2 separate regions of the Mus musculus genome follow, and region 1 is linked to region 2. A link is a loop called in an ENCODE intact Hi-C map of the cell type or tissue named here. Cell type or tissue: left cerebral cortex. All regions are shown on one strand. Links, peaks and the distances in the headings refer to the core of each region. The heading gives the core; the rest is flanking DNA. Region 1 overlaps Smurf2 (SMAD specific E3 ubiquitin protein ligase 2). Region 2 holds the start of Smurf2 (SMAD specific E3 ubiquitin protein ligase 2).

Region 1 (12,703 bases), core at 2,055-10,054, 71 kb after region 2:
TTTTAGACTGGATTCTAATCCTTGATCATTTGCTTAATTGCTGTAAAATTTTATAAAATTTCATGATTAATGTGTCAGTTCAGGCATATACCATAAAATTCTTGGAAAATTATTGTCAATATAAGTGTTACTAAAGTTTTTAAAAGTTCTCAGTTTGACTGATAAGAAAAATATGACATCAACAAAAATAGCTGGAAGTTCTGTAAAACACCGTTGTACAGTTCTAATGCAAGTTGAAAAAAAATAGCAGGCTCTTTATGAATTGATTTCCTAGATTGTCGTCTATGATTTGTGATAGAAAAAGTCTGTCTGACTTAGTGGTTGCAGGGAGAACATTCCAAGCCTCACTTCCGGCTGACACCATTAATTAATTAATTAATGCCCTATTTCTCAATGCTTTAATTGCAGTTGGGAAGAAAGGCGGACTGCCTCGGGAAGAATCCAGTATCTAAACCACATCACAAGAACTACACAGTGGGAACGCCCAACACGGTAAAATCATACAAGTATTTCTATGGTCTGTGCTAACCTTTCCTGGATTTCTCTCTGTTATCTGATTTCCCCATGCTTTATACTGGTTTAAACCATTAGGTCTTAGAGTGAGTGGTATTATTATTTTTAAAATATTTATATTTAAATTCTATTTTATAATGTAATTACAATAATTATATTTGAAGTACAATGACTTGTTTTAGTTTTTGAGACAGTGTCTCTTTACATAGATAGCCCTGGTTGTCCTGGAATCATATGTATAGAGCAAGCTGGCCTCAAACTCACAGAGATCCATCTGTTTCTGCCTCCCCAGTGGTGGGATTAAAGGAATGTGCTACCATGCCTGACTACTATTACTTTTTAAAAAGCAGTAGTGGTCAACAAAGCCTTTTCACAGTGGTGCTCAGTAACCAAATGCATGACTAGGTTACCTAGTTATTTTGTTTCTTGGTGTTATTAGTTTGTATTTGAGTATTGATGGCTGTTATGAACTATTTATTTAAGATCTCCATAGGGATACAATTAGATCATGGCTAAGTAATGTATATGACCAAGAAAACCCGTATGGAAGGGGAGTTTCTGAGTGAATACTGAGGAGATGGTGGCCTTGCAAGGGAAAATCAGAAGTAGAAGTAGAAGTAGATCTTGGCAGGTGGTAGGTAGATAGATAGAGGCGCCCCCCCCCCCCCCCCCCCCCCCCGTCTTTGTGGTACTTCCTGTGTAGAGACATCAGGGTGCAAAGCAGTGCTTAAGAACTGAAAAGGAGTGCTTTTCAAGCAGCTGAAAATGAGGAAGGTGAGGGAGGGCTCTACCTCCTCGGTACTCCTGTTACAGTAAGGATAAAGCTGTAATGCCATCTCTGCTAGTGTTTTATTGGTTTCCCTGGTGATTCCCACACAGGCCTGGCACTCAGAATAAATTATTAAATGGTTTTCACTAGCTGTATCTGCTTTTGCTTATTGAGGATTGTTTAACTACTGAAATCAAGCTTGCTCGCTTTTCTCTTCCTCCCTCCCTCTGTCCCTTCCTCCCTCCCTCTGTCCCTTCCTCCCTCCCTCTGTCCCTTCCTCCCTCCATCCCTTCCTCCCTTCTCTCTGCTGTTGTCTTGCTCGCTGGCTCATGCTAGCCTAGAACGGAATATAGTCCAGCCTACCCTTAAACTCAAGATCCCCACTGTTTCATCCTCCCAAGTGCATGCTGCCACACCCAGCTTAGTACATTATGAATGTCTGATTAAAGCCTTGCCATTTTAAAACTTTTAAGCTATTACTTACAATTTCCCACTTCCCTTTCTTTCCTCCAAACCCTTCCATGTGCTACCCTTCTTTCAAATTTATCACCTTAAAAAATGTTGCTATCTATCTGTCTGTCTGTCTGTCTATATATCTATGCATATATATTTCTAAATAGAAAAATACGACCCACTCAGTCAATTGTGTGTATGTTTTTAGGACTGACTAATGGGTAATAGATAACAGCTGATGTGTTCTTCCCTAGGGAAGACTGTTTCTCCTGCTATTGGCATTTGTTAGTTGCCTCAAGTTCTTTGTTTAGGCTGAGGTGTCATGAACTATCTTATTATTTTTTTTAAAATGCTTAGTTCAAAGTTACATTTATTTCTGATACAAGCTGCCTAGGGTATCAGTTAAGCTGAAGAACCTATTTTTATTCTAGTAGCACATATGAATTTATACTCATAGCAGTGTTTAAGTGAAGCCTGCTTTCTTCTAATTCATCTTTAATTTCCACGTGTATGTAAAGCGTTTTTCCCCCTTAACACATGTTAGTTTGAAAATGAGTTTCTGGGTCTGGAGAGATGCTTTGATAGGTAAAAGCACTGGCTGCTCTAGCAGAGGACTCAGATGTGATTCCCAGCCACCTACATGGTGGCTCCTGATTGTCTGTGTTTCCAGTCTCAGAAAATCTGATGTCTTCTTCTGGCAAGGGCACTGAGCACTTACATGATACAGGCATGCTGACAGAATACCCACTTAAAAAAGAATACCTCTTAAAAAAGAGCTTTTAATTTAGATGTGATGGCTTACATGTCTAATCTCACTGCCCAGGAGGCTGAGCAGGAGAATTGCTATGATGTGAGACCCTGCCTCAAGGAAAGAAAGAAAATGAGTTTTTGGGTTGGAAATACAGCTCAGTGGTAGAGAACTTTCCTAGCCCCAGTGATGCCCTAGGTTTCCTACCTAGTGCTAACAAAGCAGGAACAAAACCAGTGAAAATGAACTCCATTACCTGTTGTTTTTGAAGGTTACTTTATAAAATAAAAATTCCTTGATGAGACAGATTAGCTTCCGTATTTGATAACATTTAAGGTACTTTTATTCCTTACATGTGAGTAACGGAGTGACATAGCTATTTATAATAGAGAATGAGCCACCTAAATGTCCTTCCTTCCAGGAATATTGTAGAGAACAATGAACAAAAACACAGGTATAGCTGGACATGGTGGCGCACGCCTTTAATCCCAGCACTCTGGAGGCAGAGGCAGGCGGATTTCTGAGTTCGAGGCCAGCCTGGTCTACAGAGTGAGTTCCAGGACAGCCAAGGCTATACAGAGAAACCCTGTCTCGGGAAAAAAAACAAAACAAAACAAAACAAAAAAACCACACAGGTATAAATAAATGAATAAATAAATACCAGACATAACTAATTGACTTAATGATTAGGATTCTGTCCAATGAAGTTAAAACTGAAAAAGTTATGTCCAGTATGCATATTTTATTACATGTAGCTTAACAATGAGGTATGCTATAAGAGTAGCCATTACTTACCCTCCTCATGGTAGTTGACTGGGAGTTGTAGCTTGCGGCTGTTACCTAATAGTTTGAAGATCTCTATACCATGTATATCACTCACTAACCCTAAAAAAGGTAAGCATTTAAAGTGCACTTTTGACTAGCTGCTATGGCTTCTGACTATTAAAAGGTCAAGAAATGACAAGTTGAGAGCTGGATCCACGTGGTGGCTCATGCCTGCAGTCCTGGCTCTCAGGAGGCTGAGGCAAATGGATTGCTATGAATCACAGCCAGCCTGATGTACAGAGTGAGGTCTTTTCCCCAAAAACAAAACCAACAAAACTTCTAAGTTATTCCATTATAAAGTTGGGAACTGTTTGCTATCAAATTGTAGGGTGAGTTGTGTACTCAGGAGCTGATGTTTAAGCATAAACTGTGTTTTGAGTGACAAAGAGCCATACCTAGAAAGAGGTGCTGTTTCCAAGGACTAAAGGTCACATGACTTGGGCAAATTAAATGTGTAGAGGAACACTTACCTGTCAGAAACCCTGTGAGAGGGAAAATGATGGAAATCAGGTCTAACTCCTTCTGCTTAGTGACCAAGTAGCACATATACAAGTATGTATGGATATTTAAAAAACTTAATTGAAATTGTGTCTCCTTTATTCATCTCATTTTCTTGCCTGATTTACTATATTCTCACCATAGTGTACATGTTGTCTAGAGACTCTGGTTTTGATGTCTAAATTGGTAACATTTTTCCCTTGTCACTTTCCAATAGACCGGCGTCAGAATATTCTAGTCCTGGCAGACCCCTCAGCTGCTTTGTGGATGAGAATACTCCAATTACTGGAACAAATGGTGCAACGTGTGGACATTCTTCAGACCCCAGACTAGCAGAGAGAAGAGTCAGGTCCCAGCGACATAGAAATTACATGAGCAGGACACACTTACACACTCCTCCAGACCTACCGGAAGGCTATGGTACGGTAACAGCAAAGGGAACACTCACCTTGCTTTAAGAACATCAGAGACCTAACTGTTTGGGTTTGTTTATTTGAGACAGGGTTTCTCTGTGTCACCTTGGCTCTCCTGGAGCTCTCTCTGTAGACCAGGTTGACCTCCAACTCAGAGATCTACCTGTTGCTGCCTTCTGAGTGCTGGGATTAAAGGTGTGAGCCTCCACTACCACTCAGCCAGAGAACTAACTTTTAAAAAAATTGTTATTGTTGTCTGTTTTGAGATGGGGTCTCATACAGCCCAGACTTACAGTGTAGGCAGACAGCCCTTGAACTCCTGAGTTCCTTTCTCTGCCCACTCATCACATACTGGGGTTATAAGTGTATACCACCACACTGTGCTTTAAAATGATAACGTCTGAAAGTTAATTAGGCCTGAGGATGCTAACACCATCAAGGCCTGTGTTCATCTGTGGAATGGTCATAGGAGAGACATACTACACTAGACAGTAGAGGGGTGCTAATCAGGGATTAGGAATTCTCTGTGAAAGTAAATCTCCAATTTTAAAAAGTCTGTAATGATTAGAAGTCTGTGTAACAGTTTGGCCATAATCACTTATGAACCTTAGCTTGTATGTTCCTTTATAATAAAATGTGATGGATGTGAATCACTTGGTTATTATAGGAAGCTTATGAAATGAAATGAGACTACTTTGCAAGCAGACACTATGCAAAGATATAGCAATGCTATTGTACAGGCTCATCTTTACTTTAGACTTCTAGTGAGACTTTGGAGACAGATACTGACTTCCTTTTCTGCCTAATACTATAGATGTTGTGATAGTGACGCCTAATGACCAAAATTGGGAATTACATTTTCTAAGTAATTTATTTTTACTGTAGAATTTATATAAAAACTATTTTACAAACAAATAATTATAGTTTTATTTTAAAATAAATTTTAGCATCTTATTCTGAAAAAAGTCTCATCTCACTCCTATATCCTATCATTTGACTTGCGTTGCAATGAGTGGTTCCAGCATGGGAAACAGACCTGGCTTTGCCTGATACCAATCGTATTATTTAACCCTGAGAGCCTAGGTTTCTTCAGTAAAATGAGAGGAGTAATAGTAACCATGTTGGTTTGTTGCAAGAAATGACAGAATCTCCAGTGAATGAAGTGTCTATGTTTGACATAAAAAGCAAGTTAGGGGGGGCTGGTGAGATGGCTCAGGGGGTAAGAGCACCCGACTGCTCTTCCAAAGGTCTGAAGTTCAAATCCCAGCAACCACATGGTGGCTCACAACCACCTGTAACAGAGATCTGATGCCTTCTTCTGGTGCGTCTGAAGACAGCTACAGTGTACTTACATATAATAAATAAATAAATCTTTAAAAAAAAAAGCAAGTTAGGAAAATATATCTGTTGTTACATTTATATTTTGGAGATAATTCTTATGGAGTTTATCAGCCAGGTTATTTGGAGTAAAGGTGAACTTTATTTTTACAGTGTATGTGATTTGAGTTCAGATATTCTTTTGTAAGAATAAAATGGAATAATAAAATAAAATAAGTAAAATAAAGTAGTTACCAAGGCTGAAATTATTGTAGCTGTTGTCAGTTTTGGGTTTTTTCTTAGTGTTTGGGATTGAAGGCAGGCAAATTAGTCAGTGAGTTTCTTCTGGTCCTCAAAGCTGTACTTAGGTGGGAGTTGTTCATTGACTTCCTTGCAGACTTCCTTCTTAGACACAGTGTGCTTTATTATCTCATACATTGGCATTTCCACTGTATTTTGTTAAAATGAGTTTCCATGCAGAAGACAACAACTGAAACGTAACAGTTGAAGAAGCTCCTTACTGTCTTCCCATGGCTTCTCTACACCTTCCAGGCTTGGAGCTCATATACTTTTTTCTCCCCACAGTGCACGGATTTCCATTGTGCTTTTAAAATGAGTTTTATGACTATGTGCTGTGTTTTGTTGACTTTAGAGTCTCTATTTTATACCCTAGATGGCCTGGAGTTTTCATAGGTAGCCCAGGGTAGACTTGGACTTGTTGTCACTGCCTCTGCCTCCTGCATGCTGAGATTGCAGGTTTGTGACACCTTGCTTGCAGTCCAGGAAGAATCTTGAAATATCTTTGTTAACAAAAGAGAAATCACAAATTTGCGTATAAAATTGCCATCATAAAAAAAAATCATTAGTCTAAAAGTGTTTTAAAATTTTTAAAAAGCTCTGTTAAAGCAATTTTTAAAGTGGCTAGCCTCTTCCTCTGAGTTGTCTTCTCGCTTTTGGGATAATGGCTGTACCTCATCACCATTTATAAAGTTGTTTCCAGAGAATGAACAAATGATTTATTTTGAGACAGGTCTCACTAAGTAGCCCTGATTGGCTTAGAACTCACTATGTAAACCAGGCTTGCCTCAAAACTCAGAAAACTCAGAGATCGGCTTGCCTCTGTCTTCTGAGTATTGGGATTTATCATACCTGTCTGAATATATAATTTCTGAAGCCTTTTTTTTGGGGGGGGGGGGTAAGAAAATAAACTGAGATTGGGAGATTTTTATCCTATTAGAGTATTACCCAGTGTAATAGTGTTTGATTGAATATGAAAAACTGAGTATGTCTTCTTTATTTTACAGAACAAAGGACAACGCAGCAGGGTCAGGTATATTTCTTACATACTCAGACTGGTGTGAGCACATGGCATGATCCACGAGTGCCTAGGTAAGAACATATCTTAAATATTATTGGTTTTACTTTTTGAGACTAGGTCTTACTATATAGTTCTGACTGGCCTGGACTTGTTATGTAGTCCACACTGCCCTCAAACTCATAAAGATCCACCTTCTGAGTGCTGGGGTTAAAGGTGTGAGCTACTGTTCTTGGCCCTTAAGTACTCTTCACACCAACCATGACTGTCCATTCCACCCAGGATTTTCTCACTTAAAAATTAACTTGCCGGGCGTGGTGGCGCACACCTTTAATCCCAGCACTCAGGGGGCAGAGGCAGGCAGATTTCTGAGTTCAAGGCTAGCCTGGTCTACAAAGTGAGTTCTAGGACAGCCAGGGCTACACGGAGAAACCCTGTCTCGAAAAACCAAAACCGAAAAGAAAAGAAAAGAAAAGAAAAGAAAAAGAGCAGTGGGGGTGGGGTGGGGGGAAGCAGTAGAAGCTGCACACCATCGCACACAGTGCAGTGCTAGCGCTTAACAGGCTGAGAAAGGGAAGGAGAGGAAGGAAGGATGGTGCATATGTCACTGCCATTTACCACCTTAGCTGCTGTTTGTTCTGAGATGTGGTCCTTGGTTTTCCTTATGATAGTCATGATCTCCTCTACTAAAGTGATTCCTCCTCAGCCTCCGGAGTGCCCACACTGTCCAGTGAGCTATTAGAATTTTGAGTACCTTTATGTTGCAAATAATGAAGTTTTCAGACATTAGCTGTTTTGAGTTATTTTCTAGTTTCTAGTCCTGTTCCTTTTAAATAAATTTTCCTTGATAACTCATCTTTGCCATATATACTAAGTACCAAGTAGTCTAGCCTGAAGCTAGAATTTTAATTGGAATTGACTCTGTGGTGTACAAGCACATTTATGTAATGAGGAGGTTTTATATATGATATACCAGTCATATCCAAAAAACAAGGCAAACCATTTGTGGGGAAGCAGGGAGAGCAAAGGATCTTCCAAAGCTCATATCCAGACCTCTTCTGTGTAGTTGAATCAAAAACAGATGGGACTGACTGGACTGGGGTTGCTTTGATACTCTGTCGCATAGCAGTACAAGTTTTATGTGGAGTAATGACATCTATATTTGAATAAGTCTTTAAATTAACAATGCCCTGTATTAGTTTTCTTTGTCTATATGCCTCAATTATCTTTAAAAGTTGTATTTTGTCTTTTGTTTTGGAGCATCATTTAGCAAATGTGTCTCTTTTATGGGAGGTTATATTTATTCCTTTTTATTTGTTCAAATCAGGCATTAAAAAGCCTAAATAAGTCTGCTGAGTCTCTTTAAAGACACCAGTAAAGAAGTACAGTGGGCTTCTTTAAAGAGCTTGTCTGTGGTGGATCTCTGAGTTCAAGGGCAGCCTGGTCTACAGAGTGAGTTCCAGGACAGCCAGGGCTATACAGAGAAACCCTGTCTCAAAAAGGAAAGAAAAAGAAAAAACGGAAAGAAAAGAAAAGAAAAAAAAAGAAAAGCCACCTGTTCCTTTTAAATAATTTTTCCTTGATAACTCATCTTTGCAATTGTATGCCTCTTTTATGTTTCTTTAAATCTGCAGTGGTAGAGTTCAAACGCAGGGCTTGTATATGCAAAGCATGCACTTTATTGTTTAGCTTTTATCTCCTGTTGTTCTTACATCATTTTTATACCACATAGTTTGTTTTTAAATTTTTATTCATTTTGTGTATATGAATTTTTTCCCTGCATGTATATCTGTGTACCACATGGCATTTCTAGTGCCCAGGAGAGGGCATTGAACCCCCAGGACTGATATTACAGATGGTTGTGAGCACCTACCATGTAGTGCTGGGCATCAAACGCAGGTTCATTGGGGGAGCCAGTGTCCTAAACCACTGTGCCATCTCTCCAGCCCTTGTTACACATCTTATACATCACACCCTGTATTCTCTTTATGGTCTTTTTAGTTAGAGCTCTAATTCAGTGGCTTACTGTTTATACTCGCTGTCACAATGTGGTCACTTCTCAAGTCTTCATTGACCTTAGGTTGTGTGAGGTTCTTACTTGAGTTTGGTGTGTTGTGTTGTGTTGTGTTGTTTGATTTTGAGGTAGGTTCATTATGTAGCTCTGGCTGATATAGAACACACAGAAATTCACCTGCTTCTGCTGGGTTTAAAGGTGTGTGTGTGTACATGCATGTGTGTGTGTGTGTATGTGTGTGTACATGCATGTGTGTGTGTGTGTGTGTGTGTGTCTGTGTGTACATGCATATGTGTGTGTGTGTTTTGTTTTTTAGATGACACAATCTTGGTCTGTAGCCCAGGCTGGGCTTGAGCTTGCACTCTACCTATGTCCTCAGCCTCTGAGTGCTGGGATTATGTTATATGCCACCATGCCTCATGTGTTACTTGATCCTTATTAGTTGGCATTCTCTGGTCCTATGATGGGAATTTGGAAAGTTTTTCTAGAATTGCTTCACCTTTTTGAGCTCTCGGCTTGAGAAGTTCCAGGACTTTTTCCCCAATCTTGGTGCTGATCTCCCTCTTCCCAGCTGCCACTCAAGTCCCACTTGAGCGCACCCCATCGGGGAGTCCGTTCTCTGTTGAACAGAACCAAGTCAGTTCTTCGTTGTTATTGTGAACTGAAGGTTCTCAGAACTTTGCTTTGCCTCTTCTGTAGTGGTTCTCAAGCTTTAGTTGTTCTGCAGCAAAGGAGTGGCCAGGATCATTTTAAGCAGAAATCAGAATCATTATTTGAAGAAATCTCTAAGAGCTGGTAATGCCTCAGTGGACACTGTTCATCTTCGCCTGCAGCCTCCAGTAACTTGGACACTCTGGGATGGTCTCCTTCTGTAGAAGTTTTGCTCTAGCAGGACAGGATGAAAATCTACACTGCTGTTGCTGGTTCATAAACAGCCGGAAGGGAGCAGTACACATAGAACAAGGTTAGGGAGGGCCAAGATCTTCTATGCTTCTAGGCACCCCAACCCCACCAGCCACCTCAGAGCATTCAGCTGCGTTCTGTGTGGTCCTATATATCCTTATGGTGTGTGATACAGTGGTCCTTGTCTGCTAAAAGTACTTGATCTTTTCTTTGTTGCTACAATAAACCTTAAAACATTCTTCTTAAGTATCCTTACCAGGTTTTTCTTCATGAAATTTATAGACTTCAAAACTTTAAAACAACATATTTTGTTAAAAAAGAAATGTTATGATTATTTCCAGGATCAGGATTTTAGTAATGTTTCCAGTTTTGCTTGTTGAAGAACAGTACAATCACTCATTGCATGCACATTTGTTTACACCCAACTTTATGATATAATAAAGAAAGAAAATATTGAATAGAAATTTTTTATATGGTTGACGCTTGTAAAACAATACTTTCTGTCAAACAAATATTGAAGTGTAGTTTATGTTGGCAAGTAGTATGATTGCCAGACTGTGTGATAAGTTTTGATCCATTTAGGAATTGGGTGTTGAATGTGCAAGTTTGTGAAACCGTTGGGAATTAAAGATTCCAGCTGAGCATCTCAAGTTTCTGAAACAATACATTCTCTCAGACTTCATGGAATTGCTCTGTGTCACATACGCTGCTTGGCTCAGCAAGCCCAGTAATGAGGTATTTCTGTTGTATATTTGTTTTGCAGGGATCTTAGCAACATCAATTGTGAAGAGCTCGGTCCTTTGCCTCCTGGATGGGAGATCCGCAATACCGCAACAGGAAGAGTTTATTTCGTTGACCATAACAACAGAACAACACAATTTACAGATCCCCGGCTCTCTGCTAACTTGCATTTAGTTTTAAAGTAAGTTTTGAAGCAGTACATGTGAAAATATTGTTCTAAACAAGAGGATATATATGTGCTTTTTATAATGTGAAAGAATATGCAATCTCTTAAATTTACAATATTGATTTATATTTATGATGAGTTCTCAAGGGGATAGTCCAGGTTGGCTTTGAATTACTGGTGTGGCCTGACAGTTCTTCCTGCCACTGCTTCTTCAGTGTTTGGATTGTAGACATGAGCTACCATGCCTAGCTATAATTTACTTTTACTGATCAGAGTATATGAAAGAAAATGGGATATTTTATTCTGACGTAGTGCATATCTTACTTTCACTGTGCTCAAACAGGAACCAGTACTGAAATGTTAGAAGAAGTATGCATGAGAAGTGCTCAGGCAAGAAGGCTGTTTACAGAGGCTGTAGCTTGACCAGAAGCTGAGACTGAGCAGGCTACTTCTGTGTTGCCATCCTATTTCATACAGCTGATAACAGTGACTGACAGAAATCTCAGTAGCACTTTCTGTGTGTAAAGTGTTGTTCTTGCATGTATTAAGTTTCTTCCTGGTAAATATTTCTCCAGATGAGGGAACAAGCAGAGGTTGACTCTCTATAATTTTCCCAACTTGAAGTGCTCCTAGATTCAGACCTATCAGTGCTTTGGTTTCTGATCATGTCTGTACTGCATGGTTTTTGTACCACATTTGCATCTTTTACTTTGATTTCTCTCTAGTTGCCCATTTTCTCCCAACCTCATTACTTACTGGCATTGTCTTCTGAGGAAACAAGGGAGGAAAGGGAGCGTCATCATCAGGAAAGCAGCAGTGTGTCTTTGTCACCAGTTTTGGGAAAGATACTTGGGTAGTGGTAGAACAACAGACCGTGGCTTCTTTGAATCCTGAGAACAAAGTTGTATCCACAGAGTAACTCAATTTAGAATCTCTAAATAAATACTACCTGCTCTGCTTTCTTCATTCATTAATGTGTGCAATAAATATTGTGCTAAATGTTAGAATAGAATAAAACTAATAGAGGTCAGGGATGATTTTGGGAAATATTCTTGCTTCATTAATTTTTTTAGGGGTAGATTCAATAGGATAAATTAAATGAGAACTGGCTACTACTTGTTTAGAATAATACAAAAGAACCCATTTAATATGTGTCTTTGTTGCTGCTTTGAAAAAAATTGGGGGTGGGGAGGTTGTCTCTTTCCACCACCCTCCCCCAACAGGCTCTTCTTGATCTGGCCATTCTAGAACTCACCACGTAGACCAGGCTGACTTTGAACTCAGAGGTCCACCATTCTCTGTCTCCCTAGTCCTGGGATCAAAGGCGTGCGCCACTATGTCTAGCACTTTTAATATTTATGATTACCTTGTCAGAGTCATTATGTTAATAGACCTTGTTTGTTTGTTTGTTTGTTTTTCGAGACAGGGTTTCTCTGTGTAGCCCCTGTGAACATGATGGTATAGCTGTGCCCTAAATAAATAAATGAATGTATTAAAATATTTTTATTTTTCGTGGGTAGTAAGTTCAGATCAATCTTTTACTAACTCTATGAGCACTGGTAAACCCTTGTTAGTACTGACTTTATTTACCCATCTGTTCACCCTCCCTGGCCTTGATTTCCTTATGGGATACCCCAGTAAAGTCATGGGCCTAACACTTGGTTCGTCTTCTTTTTTTTTTTTTTTTGGTTTTTTGGTTTTTCGAGACAGGGTTTTTCTGTGTAGCCCTGGCTGTCCTGGAACTCACTCTGTAGACCAGGCTGGCCTCGAACTCAGAAATCCACCTGTCTCTGCCTCCCGAGTGCTGGGATTAAAGGCGTGCGCCACCACCACCTGGCTGATGGTATTTTAATTTGCATTTTGTCGTGATATTTATTTGGAGGTAGGTTTAGCTTTGTTGCATAAGCCTGTTGCAACTGGTCTTATCCAGGTTGCCTTTGTTGTTTTCCTGCCTGGGCTTCTCAAGTGCTGGATCCTTTTTTCTCTTTTTTAAAGATTTATTTATTTGTATTTATATGAGTACACTGT
Region 2 (12,703 bases), core at 2,480-10,479:
GCATAGTCCAAAATGCACACAACACAAGTGACATTTGCCATTTCAGAAATCTTTAAAGTATTTATTCTGTGTGTGTGTGTGTGTGTGTGTGTGTGTGTGTGTGTGTGTGTGTGTGTGTGTGAGACATGCATCAGAAGTCAGAAGTAGGCATTGAATTTACTGGAGTTAAATGCAGTTACGAGCCACCATGTGCGTGTTAGGAACTAAACCCAGGTTCTCTGCAAGACCACCTCACTACTGAGCCATCTCTCCAAACAACCCCTTAGCTAGTTTTCTTATATAGCCTAGGTCTACCTGCATAGGGATGGTGCCGCCCACAGTGGTCTGAACTGGCTCCCATGAATCATTAACCAAGACAATGACTTACAGACTTTTCTACGGGCCGTCTGACCAAGGCAGTTCTTTAGTTGCCATTCTCCCTTGCCAGGTGGCTCTATGTTGTGTCAAGCTGAAAAAAAACAAAAAACAAAACAAAACAAAACAAAACAAAAGCCCAAAACAACAACAAACCAGCAATACTCCCCCCTCCCAATAAAACAAGTCCCCCAAAAAACAACCAAACAAAAAAACCAACTAACCAGGACAGATATTTGGGGGATGAAAATAAGCACGTACCTGGTTAAAAGTATTGGCAGGGAAGCTATCACCCTCTCCATCTCCTTCATGAGAATTTAGAAGTCTGAGAGCTCCTCCCTGTCTGCCAGCCTGACCTATCTCCTCTTATCTATTTGAAAGGCCTATGGTTTTACAATTGGCTTCATCAGCTGCCAACCCTAAGATCTCTCAACTCAGCTCTTCACAGCTAGCTCAGTCAGCCAGAGGCCAGAGTCCCCATCTCACATTCCAAGGGCAGAAAACCAGACTGGCTTCTTATATGCCACTTCCAAAGCGGCTGATGCCACACTCACTTGCTGTAAACATGGCTACCTGGGACGATTCTCACAGTGTGTTCTCTGCTCCAGTAGCACTGAAAAAAAAATGCAAATTCATGGCGTTGAACCCAGTGGCTGAATTAGGATCTCTGGAGTGGAGCCCAAGGCACTATCCTCCAGCCATCAGCAGGGTCGATTTTCTCAGAGGGATTGTTTAGGGACTGTCAATTAGTATATCAAGTTAGAGGTAAGAAACAAATGATTGGCAGGGGATGAGGGTGGGGTGGGGTGGGGTTGGGGATACACAGATCTGGAGAGACATTTAAAAGGAGATGGGACTTCAGTTTCCATCTTGGAGACCAGATCTGCTGGAAGAAGAGGCCATAAAAGAGTTCAGAATGTGGCTTAACCATAGACCCTGTTGCAACAGGACTAGCCATGAGTACTCCTATGATCCCAAAGGCCGAAGCAAAGCTCAGTGTACAATGATGGGAGAGGGAGGCTCACGTTTACACGATAACTTCCCAGGGGCTGTTTTACCAGCGCAGAGCAAACTGGAAGGAGTTAGACTAGCCTGGGATTCACTAATAGCCCAGGTTGGCCTTGAAATTGAGGTAATTCTCTACTTTAGTCTCATAGCTGGAATATTAGGCGGGTACTATCCTGTCCAGTGACAACCTAATGTTAAGTTGAATCCATAAAATTTAAAAAATGAAGAGAGCTAATTTTTAAAGCTTTTATCGCTGACTACCTGATGCCTGCTTTTTTTTTTTTTTACCCCCGTGACACAGATGCTGTATGAAATTAGAAATTCGCACTATAAAAATAGCTCTGCATAATAGCGCCATTATTCACACAACCTTACTTCAGACTTGGTGTTTTTTGGTTTTTGTTTTGTTTTGTTTTGTTTTAGTGGTGGAGACAATACCTCCATGTGGAAATATATTAAAGGCTGGAAGGAACAGAAGAAACACCAAATCCAGATGGTAAGCATTTTCTTGCAAAGTCATATTAAATTCAACGTGAGCCCAGGAAAACAGAAACATGTTTTAAACAAAGGATTTTAAATGTTCTTATAACTGTGTGTAGATTTTCGTCACTGGTCTAGGCTATCATTAGAAAGGATACCATGCTAAGTGATTAGAAAAACATCCAATGAATCTTTTGGTTAAAAATGCTCTTTAGCACATGCTGTTATCATATCTTCATCTTTAAAACTTCCATTTATTCATTTGTGTGGGTGTATATATGTGTGGGTTTGTGCATGCCAGAGGAAACTTTCTGTTCTTCTTTCTGTCGTTTGGGGCCCAGGGTTCAAACTCTGGTCCTAGAGCTTGGACACAAGAGCTATAATCTGCTGCTCAGCTTTCCCATCAAGTCACAGCTTCTTTATTGGAGTGTTCTGTTAAGTGACACTTCTGGGAAAAGATTTTGTTTTTTGCATGCGTATATTTGTGGTGTACGTACACGTGGATATATGTGATAGTACATGTGTGTGCATTCATGTGCTTATGGAAGCCAGAAATGGATGTTGGGTATCTTTTTGAGGCAGGGTTTCTTGATGAACCCAGAGCTTGTAGATTTGGGTAGTCTAGCTAGCCAGCTTGCCCTAGGGATGGATGCCTTGTCTCTGACACCTGGGCACTGGGATTCTAGGTGAGCACCATACATACCCTCTTGGCTTTTATGTTCTGGGTTCTGGGAATTAATTAAAATTCTGGTCCTCACACTGATGTGCTAGGTGCTTTAGCCTCTGACCAAAGATTGATTTTATTGATATAAAATTGGTGGTGTTAGTATACTTGAGACAAATGCTTAAGACGCTGATTCTATAAAAGGTTCACAGTACAATCCTACCGAGAGCAAATTAGAAGTCACAAGGGGACAAAATGGCTTTGAAAAACTTTCTGCAATTCCCACACGTGTCAAAGGTGTGTGCTGATACAATTTGCCCTGGAAATGGGTTCCGACTTCAGGGAGAAAGCAAAGGATGATTTGCTTAACGATTGATATTTTTCCTTTGTTTGCCCTCAAAACTATGTCTAAATTGTTGCTGAGATGAAGCATGAGGTACATCTGATGCTGAAATTGAATCTAATGAGACTCAAGCATCTCTTAGCAGTGTAATTTAGATGGGACAGGTGCTCTCACAGCACAGTGCTCTGTTGAGCAGACCTGCATCACCTGGGCAACTGTGTTACCTGGGCCAGGTGACCCAGCAATCTAAAGTCTGGAGCAGGAGGATTGCTGTGAGTTTGAGGTCTGCCTGGGCTGCTAGCAAGTTCCTAGCAGAGTGAACTACAGAGTAAAGTCTATTGCAATGAAATTCCAAAGCAGGGGGCTGGATAAATCCAGCAGTAGAGTGCCTGCCTAGTAGGCATAGGGCCCTAGGTTCCTTCTCTAGCAAGGGGGCAGGGAAGGGGGTGGGGGAAGGGAGGAGATAATGGGGTCCCTGGAAAGAGGCTCAGGAGATAAAAGCATTTGCCTTGCAAGCCAGATGAATTCAGCTTGATGTGCAAAGAGAACCAATTGTACTAAGTTATCATTTCTCTCACACATACACTTCTGCTGCCCCCATACACACTGACAATGGACAAATGAATAAGAGTAAATGCCAGAGTGCCACTCTAGATGGACCCCCATCGGCCCCACCCCCAGGTGTGGGATGCAGCCACCAGTGTTTAGCAAGTTCTCCGGGTAACCCTGATGCACACTCAAGTTCCAGACCAACGGGCTGGTGGTTTCTAACCTTGGTGGTTTGGATCTGAGTGCCCATAGAGCTTTTAAACCGCCTTCACCTTGACTGCAGGAAATTCTGATTCAGTGGACCAGGGAAGGGCTTTGGCAATCAAAGTTAGCAAGTCCTCTCTGCCTCCCTCCCCTCCTTCTTGTATTATTATTATTAATAATCTTTTAAAAAAGATTTATTTATTATATTATTATATTTATTACACTGTAGTGTAGCTGTCTTCAGACACACCAGAAGAGGGCATCGGATCCCATTACAGATGGCTGTGAGTCCACCATGTGGTTGCTGGGAACTGAACTCAGGACTTCTGGAAGAGCAATCGGTGCTCTTAACCACTGAGCCATCTCTCTAGCCCCCTATTATTATTAATCTTATGTAGCCCAGGTTGACCTTGAATTCACTATATAATCAATGATGTCCTGTGCTATATTGGCTTTTTGCAAGCTGAGGGTTGAACCCAGGTCTTTGTATATTTGAGAATTTGAGACAACCACTCTAGCCACTGAGCCTTATCTCCAGACTTCTTCTTCTCCTTATTCTAATAGTTTTCTGCCACTAGACTGATCTTTAAATATTATTATTTTTTAAAAATCTCAGTCCAAGCCTATTACTGCATCCACTACATAGAAGGAGTTAAGAAACCATTAGCTGGATGAATGAATTCTCATAGGAATATTTTGCTGTGGAGAGAATGGCCATTTCTTTCTGTTCAATGCTGTTTTCTTTTCCTGAAAGTTTTTACATCTAAACACATATAATTAATATCCCTACTTTTCATCTTTTTCCTTACCAATTTCTAGGTATCAGATGATAGTCCACTGCATAGTTTCTATATAATGTGTACTAACGAAATAGCCAAGGGGGAATGTGCATAAAAACTCCTTTTTACTTGAAGGTTTCTGGCTCAGAGAGCTCTGTTTTGGGCCTACACTGGTGAGGCTTTTTTGTCAAGAGATTTATTGGAAGTGGCTTTCCTATTAACATTAGTCCTTTTGATTTTATTATTTTTTTGTCTTCTAAAATCTTTATTTTATTTATTAATTAAAGTCAATATTAAAGATTTAATGTGTTAAGGAAAACAACAATAAAACAAACATCCACGTACCCAGCTTTAAAAAGATTACTACCAGTATAATAAAGGGCGTGGTGGTAGGTTTGGATGGATCTCTGTCCATTTCCAGCCAGTCTGGTCTACATAGTAAGTTACAGGCCAGCAAGGCTTACACAGTGAGTCCCTGTCTGTAAAATAAAAGCTAAAATAACAAATACAGTGTTATTATAGATGTTGCTCAGTGGTAGTATGCTTGCCTATCATGTGTAAGACACTGGATTTGACTTCTAACATTACACAGAGGTTATCAACATATTGAATGGTTTTGCTTATTATTTATATTTTGAGCTTTTTAAAAGACTTATTTGTGTGTATGAATGCTTCTCCTGAATGTATCTGTGTGTATCGCATGCATGCTTGGTGCCCATGGAAGTTAGAAAAGAGCATCATATCCCTTGGAACTGGGGTTATAGATGGTTGTGAGCTAGCTTGTGGGTGCTGGGATGAACCCAGATTATCTGCAAGAGCAACAAACCATCTCTTCAGCCCTGACTGAATGGTTTAAAAGCATTATTCTTAGGGAAGTCTAAACGGAATTGTCTGAACCTATGCCCATTTCCCTGAGCCGCCACATATGTGAAGGTATTGCTTAAAACTCACAACAGTCTTCCACCCTCCCACCCCCTGCTAGGCTTCCGACCATTTTCTGAAATCTTAACTTCCATTTCCCAATACAAAGCTACAAATTATGCTAGTGGGTGGTTGGGAACAAAGTGTGGGCCATAAGAACCAGGGAAAGGAAGAGTGCATACATCAGCCTGCTCAGTTTATTGTCTCAGCCTAGCGTTTGAAACAGTGATGTAGCAATTGTTCTATCGCCACAGTAACTTTTGTGGGAATTATTTCCTGAGCCTTCAGATCTTACATTGCACAAAGAAGTGTTTAAGGGCCCTGTTCATTGCTTTGTGAATAATAAGCACTTAGTATTTCTTGATTGAATTTTTAGAGCTGTCCCTTGTATTTTAAGTCTTACTGCTAGAACTTATGATTTTGGGATCACTTTAATCCGTAGGAGTGTTTTTAGACCGATGAAACGCTCTTGGATTTCACCTGGAGAATGAAGTGTCTTAACTGGTAGATTTTAAGTCACCATTTGCAATGTTTTAGGATTAAAATGTATTAGGCTTCAATGAACAGTTTAAACGGCATTAATGTTATAACAGCTTTAAAGCAAAGCTAACATGGATATAAATCCACACTCTTTTTTTTTTTTTTTTTTGGTTTTTTGAGACAGGGTTTCTCCGTGTAGCGCTGGCTGTCCTGGAACTCACTTTGTAGACCAGGCTGGCCTCGAACTCAGAAATCCACCTGCCTCTGCCTCCCAAGGCATGCGCCACCACTGCCCGGCACAAATCCACACTCTTATCCTTAGTTTGCATTATTACTCTTGCGTGCACATAAAACTTGTATTCTCCATTTAAACCCTGCATTACATATAAAGTCTGACATGTTACATGGCTACCACAATTGCCATTTAGATGGCTGCATAAAAATGTGTTGCAGTTGATGTAATACAATTCACTATTAGGCTGCACTCTCACCCCAACCTTGCAAAACAAAATCCCAAAACAACCTGCATTATTTATTTGTCCAGAATAAGTTCTTATTAGTTGTAAGTCACCGCGTCAGAGTTACAGTCCTATTCATTTTCTTTTTTCCTCCTGGGACAGCAAAATACAGTACTGCGTGAGCTTTCCACACTATATCCACCTATCTTGTTCACAGTCTTTGGCCGCATTTGTATTATCTCCCTATGCTTGTCCTGGGCAGGGTTGGGGGAAGAATCGAGCAGGTAGGTAACCGGATATGGAGCACCAGGTGAGCCTGTGGAGGTGGCAATTACAATACTCAGAGCTAAGCACTCCTGGGAATTTGCTGGAGCGTTCGATGTGGGAATAGCATCTTGGCGAATTAATTCTTCGGACTTGGGTCTAACTTTACTCTCGCCAGCCTCTCAGAGCGCGCAGTGGGAGTATTACTCGGGCATTCTGCCCTGTAGGGACACAGGCGATCTTTCAGTGAGCTAGCTGGTCAGTAGGCCCCTCTGGTGCCATCGAGCCGGCGCCGCCGGGCGGTGTAGTTCGGGGCCCAGTCTGGGCCGTGGCGCACGCGCTGCCCGCAGCTCGCGCGGAGCCAGGCCTTCCTCTGGCGCCCCAGGCGCAGGAGACCTCGCCCACAAGCCCGCCCCCTCGCCGGCCCCGCCCACCGCAACCCCGCCCCGCCCGCCGGCCCCGCCCCCGTCTCCTCCCCGCCCCCAGGAGCCGACGAGTGGCGGCGGCGGCGGCGGCGGCAGCGGCTGCGGCCCCAGGACCGGGTTCTCTCAGACAAGAGGGCGGGCGGAGGAGGAAGCGGCCGAGCACCCGCCCGCCTCAGCAGACTTCGCACCGTCCGCTCCCAGGCCTCGCGGCACCGAGAAGGGGAGACCGAGGCGGACCGCGAGGACAAGAGGCGGCGGGGGCGCGGGGCGGAGGCGGCGCGGCCGGCCGCGGCTGCCGCTTTGTTGTGTGGCCCGGGCCGAGGAAGCAGAAGTGGGAGGAGGGGGGAGCTCTGCGTCCCGCTCCCTCCGCGGCTCATGGCGACGGCGCTCGGCACATCCGGGACCCTCCGGCCCTGGCGGCCGCGGCGCGGGCTGTTCGGACCCCGGCCCCGGCCGCTGTGGTGACTCCTCTGCGCCTCGCCGTCGGCCCAGCCCAGCCCAGTCCGCCCGCCCGCCCGCCGGCCCGCCGGCCGCGAGCGCCGCCGCCGCCGCCGCCGCCACCTCCCCCGCCGCTGGGGACATGTCTAACCCCGGAGGCCGGAGGAACGGGCCCGTCAAGCTGCGCCTGACAGGTGAGCTGGGCGGGCGGCTGTGGCGCCTGTGGGCAAGCAGAGGGCCGGGGTCGCGGTCGGTGGTGGCGTTGGACGGGAATCCGGGCGTGGGAAGGCCTAGTTTAGGGAGTCATTGGAGAACCACTTAGCTGGGGTTGGGAAATTCTTCAGAACGCCCAGTGTGTGGCCCGTGGGTCTCCCGTGGAGGGCGGATTTGAGGTCCTGAAGTCTCGTTTCCTGGGGTCACAGGAGCAGCCCCTGGGCTCCTGCCCAGGTGGGGTCGGGAAAGGGATTACTGAATCCAGTTGCTGACTGCGCGCGGTAAACACTCCTTAAACATGGAGTGAGTGCTTAACGGGAGAGTGCTTGTGTTCCCGGGTTGTTAACTTGGACACCTACCTATGCCCGGCAGTGAAACCTTTACTCTCCAGTGCTGCCAACCTCTGTGGCCAGTGCCACACACCTTAAACGCACGTCTCTGGGAGGGAGGGACCGAGACTGTGGTTGGCTTTTCCGGCGTGTCTGCCTGATCCCACGACTCCCGGCTCATTGTACACTCTGTGTTTTGGAAGTTGTTTGATTGTAGGGTAGCATGTTTGGGGTTGTTCCTTGTAGGCCGCAGAACTAGTTGCTCATGTCTTAACTCCAGACCTGGTTTAGAATCCCTTGCTTTGCAATGTGTTTCTCAGTCTGGACGCATACGAACTTTTAAGCTAACTTTCACTAGTCCTCTCCACACTTCTCACCCTCTTTCTAAATGGAAAGGAATGCTCAGAGGGATTTGGGAAAGACTGTTTAATGTTCCCAGCTGCAGGGAGTTGTTAACATATTACAGGTATAATTTGCTTACGATGCCACTTCTGATATTCTTCCGTGGTCAACGTCCCCCTCCTTTTAAGGAAAAATTGCGTTTGGTTTAAAGCGTGTAATTGAAACTATTGTCCCTCTGCTAGCTAGTCACGTCATTCACAGCAAGTAAATTGTCCACATTTATATTCAGATGTGTGGTGAAGAAGACGGCATTTTGTAGTTGGTTCATATGCATTTGCGCCAGCGAAGGATAAGCTGTAATTATGTTTGCCCACACTAAACTTTGAGATTTCTGTGGGTGAACTTTGTAGTTGAATGTTTGTGTGTTAACCGGCAGTCCATCGGCTGTACTTTCTAGGTAGCTTGAAGTGAATTTGGTATTTGAGAACTTAGTTGGAATGTATGTTGGCTACAGAGTAAAATACTTTACTTTTGAGGCTGAAGAGATGGCACAGTAGTTAAATGTATCCTGTTCTCTAAGAGGACCTGAGTTCTAGTCGCAACACCCCAACCCAGGTCCTCGGCTCACTATCACCTGTAACTCTAGCTCCAGGGGATCTGATGCATCTGGCCTCCCACAAGCACCTGCACTTAGGTACACATACCACCTCTATCTCCAGTAATTAAAAAATATACATAGTATTGACCTGGAAGCCTTTTTTTCCCTAGGGAAAATTACAAGGTATTATTAACACTGGGTGGGGGGGGTGCTTTGATTTTCATCTTTATTGTGTTCATTTGGGCGGGGGGAAGTCAGCGGAATACAATTATAAAGGATCCTTGGTGCTCTAGTTTATATATTAATGTTCTTATTAGGCACGCCTTTGTCAATAATTACAGAAAGAAATTGTGAGTGTAGGTGTGCAAAAGCCATCAGAAATGGATGTTATTTATTTCCTTCTGGGATATATATATATATATATACACACACACACACACACACACACATATATACATATACATATATATACACATACACACATATATGTGTATGGGAGAGAAAAGAGGGGTTTGGGTTTTCTTTGGATAAAATGAGTTCTGAGGTGGGCTGGAGAGATGGCTTAGTAAAGAGCACCCTCTGTTCTTCCAAAGGACCCAGATTCAATTCCCAGCACCCAAATTCCAGTTCACAACTGTCTGTAACTCCAGTCCCAAGGGATCTGACACACTCACACCAATGCACATAAAATAAAAATAAATTATTAAAAAATGAGTTCTGAGGTTTTAGTATTTGTCAGACTTTGCGAAAACTATTCACAGGCAAATTTCCCAATAGTTTTAAGAAACAGAGTAGTTCAAATGAACTAAGATGTACTGAAAATGAACTGAGAGTACATTTATGTACTGTGTGTGTGTGTGTGTGTGTGTGTGTGTGTGTGTGATGGCCATGGAACGTGTGTGCTGGATAGGACAAGGTGAGATCTCCTTTTCTATCTTACGAGTCTTCCCAGTCCAACTCAGGTCATCAGGCTGGAGAGGAAATACCCTCCCCCCTCAGCCAGCTCAGTGTTCTGAGGGTTGGTTAGTGTGATTGAGTAGCTCTTATATTTATCTGTCATTTTTTTCCTGCATATGAGAGTTTATACAGATTTATGAGTGACATTTGTGAGGTAAACATTATAACCACCGCACTATGGAAACGTCCCCTCAGTGAAGTTTGAGAGGAAAAAGATCACACTAAGTTTCTGAGCAAGAAAATACATTAGACTAAATTTATAGAGTGATTTTGTACACTTAGCTTTTTCTGAAGAATTTTAAATATCTGTCCTCTCCTCTTAATTGTAAAAACAGTTTGAACTACTCTCAGTTTCCTAAAACTATTGGGAATTTGCCTGTGAATAGTTTTCGCAAAGTCTGACAAACACTAAAACCATTGTCTCTTTGATTGCATATGATGGAATCTCCTGTTTTGCAGGGAGCGTTAACTTACATTTTTTCATTTTTGTTCGTCATTTACAAATTAAATAGTATAAATTTTAACAAATAGATCTTAAGAGCTGGATTCAATTAGCAGCTTTTTAGGACACAAACATAAAAGGGTTAGATGGAAAAGATTGTTTTGACTGACTGGATAAATGACAGGGCTGTGTTTGATGTGCGTCCAGGACTTAGTCTGGAGCTGGTGCCCAACTTCTCAGTCCATCTTGAGAAGCCAAATAAAATATTTAACCTAGGACTCTTTCTGTTTTTTAAAAAAAAGTTGATTCTTTGTTAAGACCTTAAGAAATGTTTGGCATACCTTTAGATTAAGTGTTTAACAGTTCATTTGGATCTGGACTCCCTAATCGAGGAAAAAAACTTAAAGAAAAGAAATCCCACAGTGAACTTTTATTTGGTTTATAATACACTTGGGCTATAAGATGTTTTAAGATTACTGCTTTTTACTTTAAGTTAAAGCCATTTAAAAATTTACATTTATGGAATACCTTTGATTCCACAGTACTTTATGAACTGCAGTTAATTATATCCTTAATGGAGAATCGCCCATTGCTGAAAGGTGCTAACAATTCTTTTCATAGCCAGTCTCTGCCTGTCCCTGTCTCAGCTCCCCCCCCCCCCCCATCTCTGCTCACTATGGATATGTTCCATAGACTATTACTAAAATCCACCCATTAGTAAATTGTGATATTGTTGAAGAAGTTGAGACGAATTTATTTTCAAATGAGATTCCTTAAACCATTGGTGAATATATGGTATGTGCTATCAAGTTACTTCTTTTAGCTTTTATGACACATTAACATTTGGTCATTAAAATGGGCTATCTGGGAGCGCTATTAATTTTAGTTTGTGTGTTTAGAGTAGGAATGGCTTGGTTATATATGTGTAATTTATAGTGTGATATATAATATAGGCTTTCCTACAACATTAAGAAAGGATTTTAGTTGAAAATATTCTATATATTTGGTTATAGTAAAAAAATTAGATAAATTTTTATACCCTTACTGTTTTTGAAAATCAAATTCTGGAAAATACAGTTTAGTGTAGTTTCTAAAATAACAGATTACTTATCCAGAACTTTTATTTTAGACCTTGTTGTAAATGTAGTGTTTTTGTATGCTGTTTCTCATTAATTTTAAAAATCCTTAGCAGTAGAGAAGTTAAGTTGACCTATAAGGAAAATTAATTTTAAAACCTCACTTTAAATATACTTGTATTGTAAATATAATTTTACTGAGTGCTTTATTTAACTCAAGACTTGAAAATTTTAAGCTTTGTTGCATCTTTTAGGTTTCTAAGCATGAATAATGCCAGTGACCATAGTGACTTCTTGAGGTCTTTGCTATTGAATATAACTAATTCATTTCACTGGCTTCTGAGGAGGAAACTAAAATGGCATAGCCCCCATCTTTTAAGTGCTCTCTTGTTGCATTCTAGGTTTCTTCAGATAGGCAGTAGTTTGGTTTTCTTGAGGTATGGGTTTTAAATCATAGCTTCTGCCCTTTTCATATTGATCTATTTTTATAATAACGTGTGCTTGCTAGTTTTATGTTAACTTGACTCAAACTAGAGTTATCAGAGAGGAGGGAACCTCAATTGAGAAAACTCCTCCATGAGATCAGGCTATAGGCAAACCTGTAGGGCATTTTCTTAGTGATTGATGGGGAGGGCCTAGCCTGTTGTGGGTGGTGCCATCCCTGAGCTGGTCCTGGATTCTATAAGCTGGCTGAGCAGGCTATGAAAAGCAGGCTAGTAAGCATCAAACCCAAATGCCCCCTACCCCCGATCAGCTCCTTTCTCCAGATCCCTGCCATGTTTGAGTTTGTCTTGACTTCTTTTACTGATGGACTATGGTGTGGAAGTGTAAGCCAAATAAATCCTTCCCAACTTGCTTTTGGTTATCATAGCAGTAATAATCCCGACTAAGACAACATGCTAACGTCTTATTCAGCATGTTAAAATTTCGTATATTTAGCATATAATTCAATTTTCTTTTTTCTTTCTTCCTTCCTTCCTTTCTTTCTTTCTTTCTTTCTTTCTTTCTTTCTTTCTTATAAACAGATTATTTAATTTACTGGTTTCAAATTCACTGTGTAGAATGTTGACATTTTGAAATTTTTGCCTCCATTTTCCAAGTTCTGGGATTACAGGCGTGTGATACCATTCCTGACAAAACTCAAATTTCAAGGTAAAGTGGAGGTCAAACTTAAGGCACACAAAATTTTTACTTTTATTTATTTTGTGTGAATTGAGCCTACCATCTTGTGCATGCCAAGCAATCACTCTTAACACTGAGCTAGATGCCTGGCCCTAATATATTTTACTTTTAAAAAATAGATCATATCTAACAGAGTATAAAGCTCTATTTGTGATTCATCATAATTTTGAATGTAAGTTATTGTATTACTGTAATGT

What was found. Hi-C counts contacts between places; a loop is a spot of excess contacts. Peaks named below come from ENCODE experiments on the same cell type or tissue, not always from the same donor. Only the 100,000 strongest peaks of a DNase experiment are listed, where the experiment ranks them.
Region 1: a loop joins it to region 2, with 2.3 times the contacts of the local background. A loop is called at or near these places in 14 of 42 quality-filtered maps.

Annotation. Positions count from the first base shown.
Region 1 is chr11:106,843,970-106,856,672 of GRCm38, reverse strand. Smurf2 (SMAD specific E3 ubiquitin protein ligase 2) reads left to right here. Exons shown (of 19, transcript NM_025481.3): 7 at 409-492; 8 at 4,024-4,226; 9 at 6,841-6,925; 10 at 10,532-10,690. Among named protein-coding and RNA genes, the nearest start is that of Cep95, 61 kb to the right of the region's middle. In left cerebral cortex, for the core only: a CTCF peak has its summit at 5,066; a DNase peak (open chromatin) is centred at 5,035.
Region 2 is chr11:106,915,039-106,927,741 of GRCm38, reverse strand. Smurf2 (SMAD specific E3 ubiquitin protein ligase 2) reads left to right here and starts at 7,027. Exons shown (of 19, transcript NM_025481.3): 1 at 7,027-7,561. The coding sequence starts at 7,510. In left cerebral cortex, for the core only: a CTCF peak has its summit at 6,761; DNase peaks (open chromatin) are centred at 6,888, 7,650, 7,880 and 8,463; H3K4me3 peaks cover 2,681 bases; H3K27ac peaks cover 1,984 bases.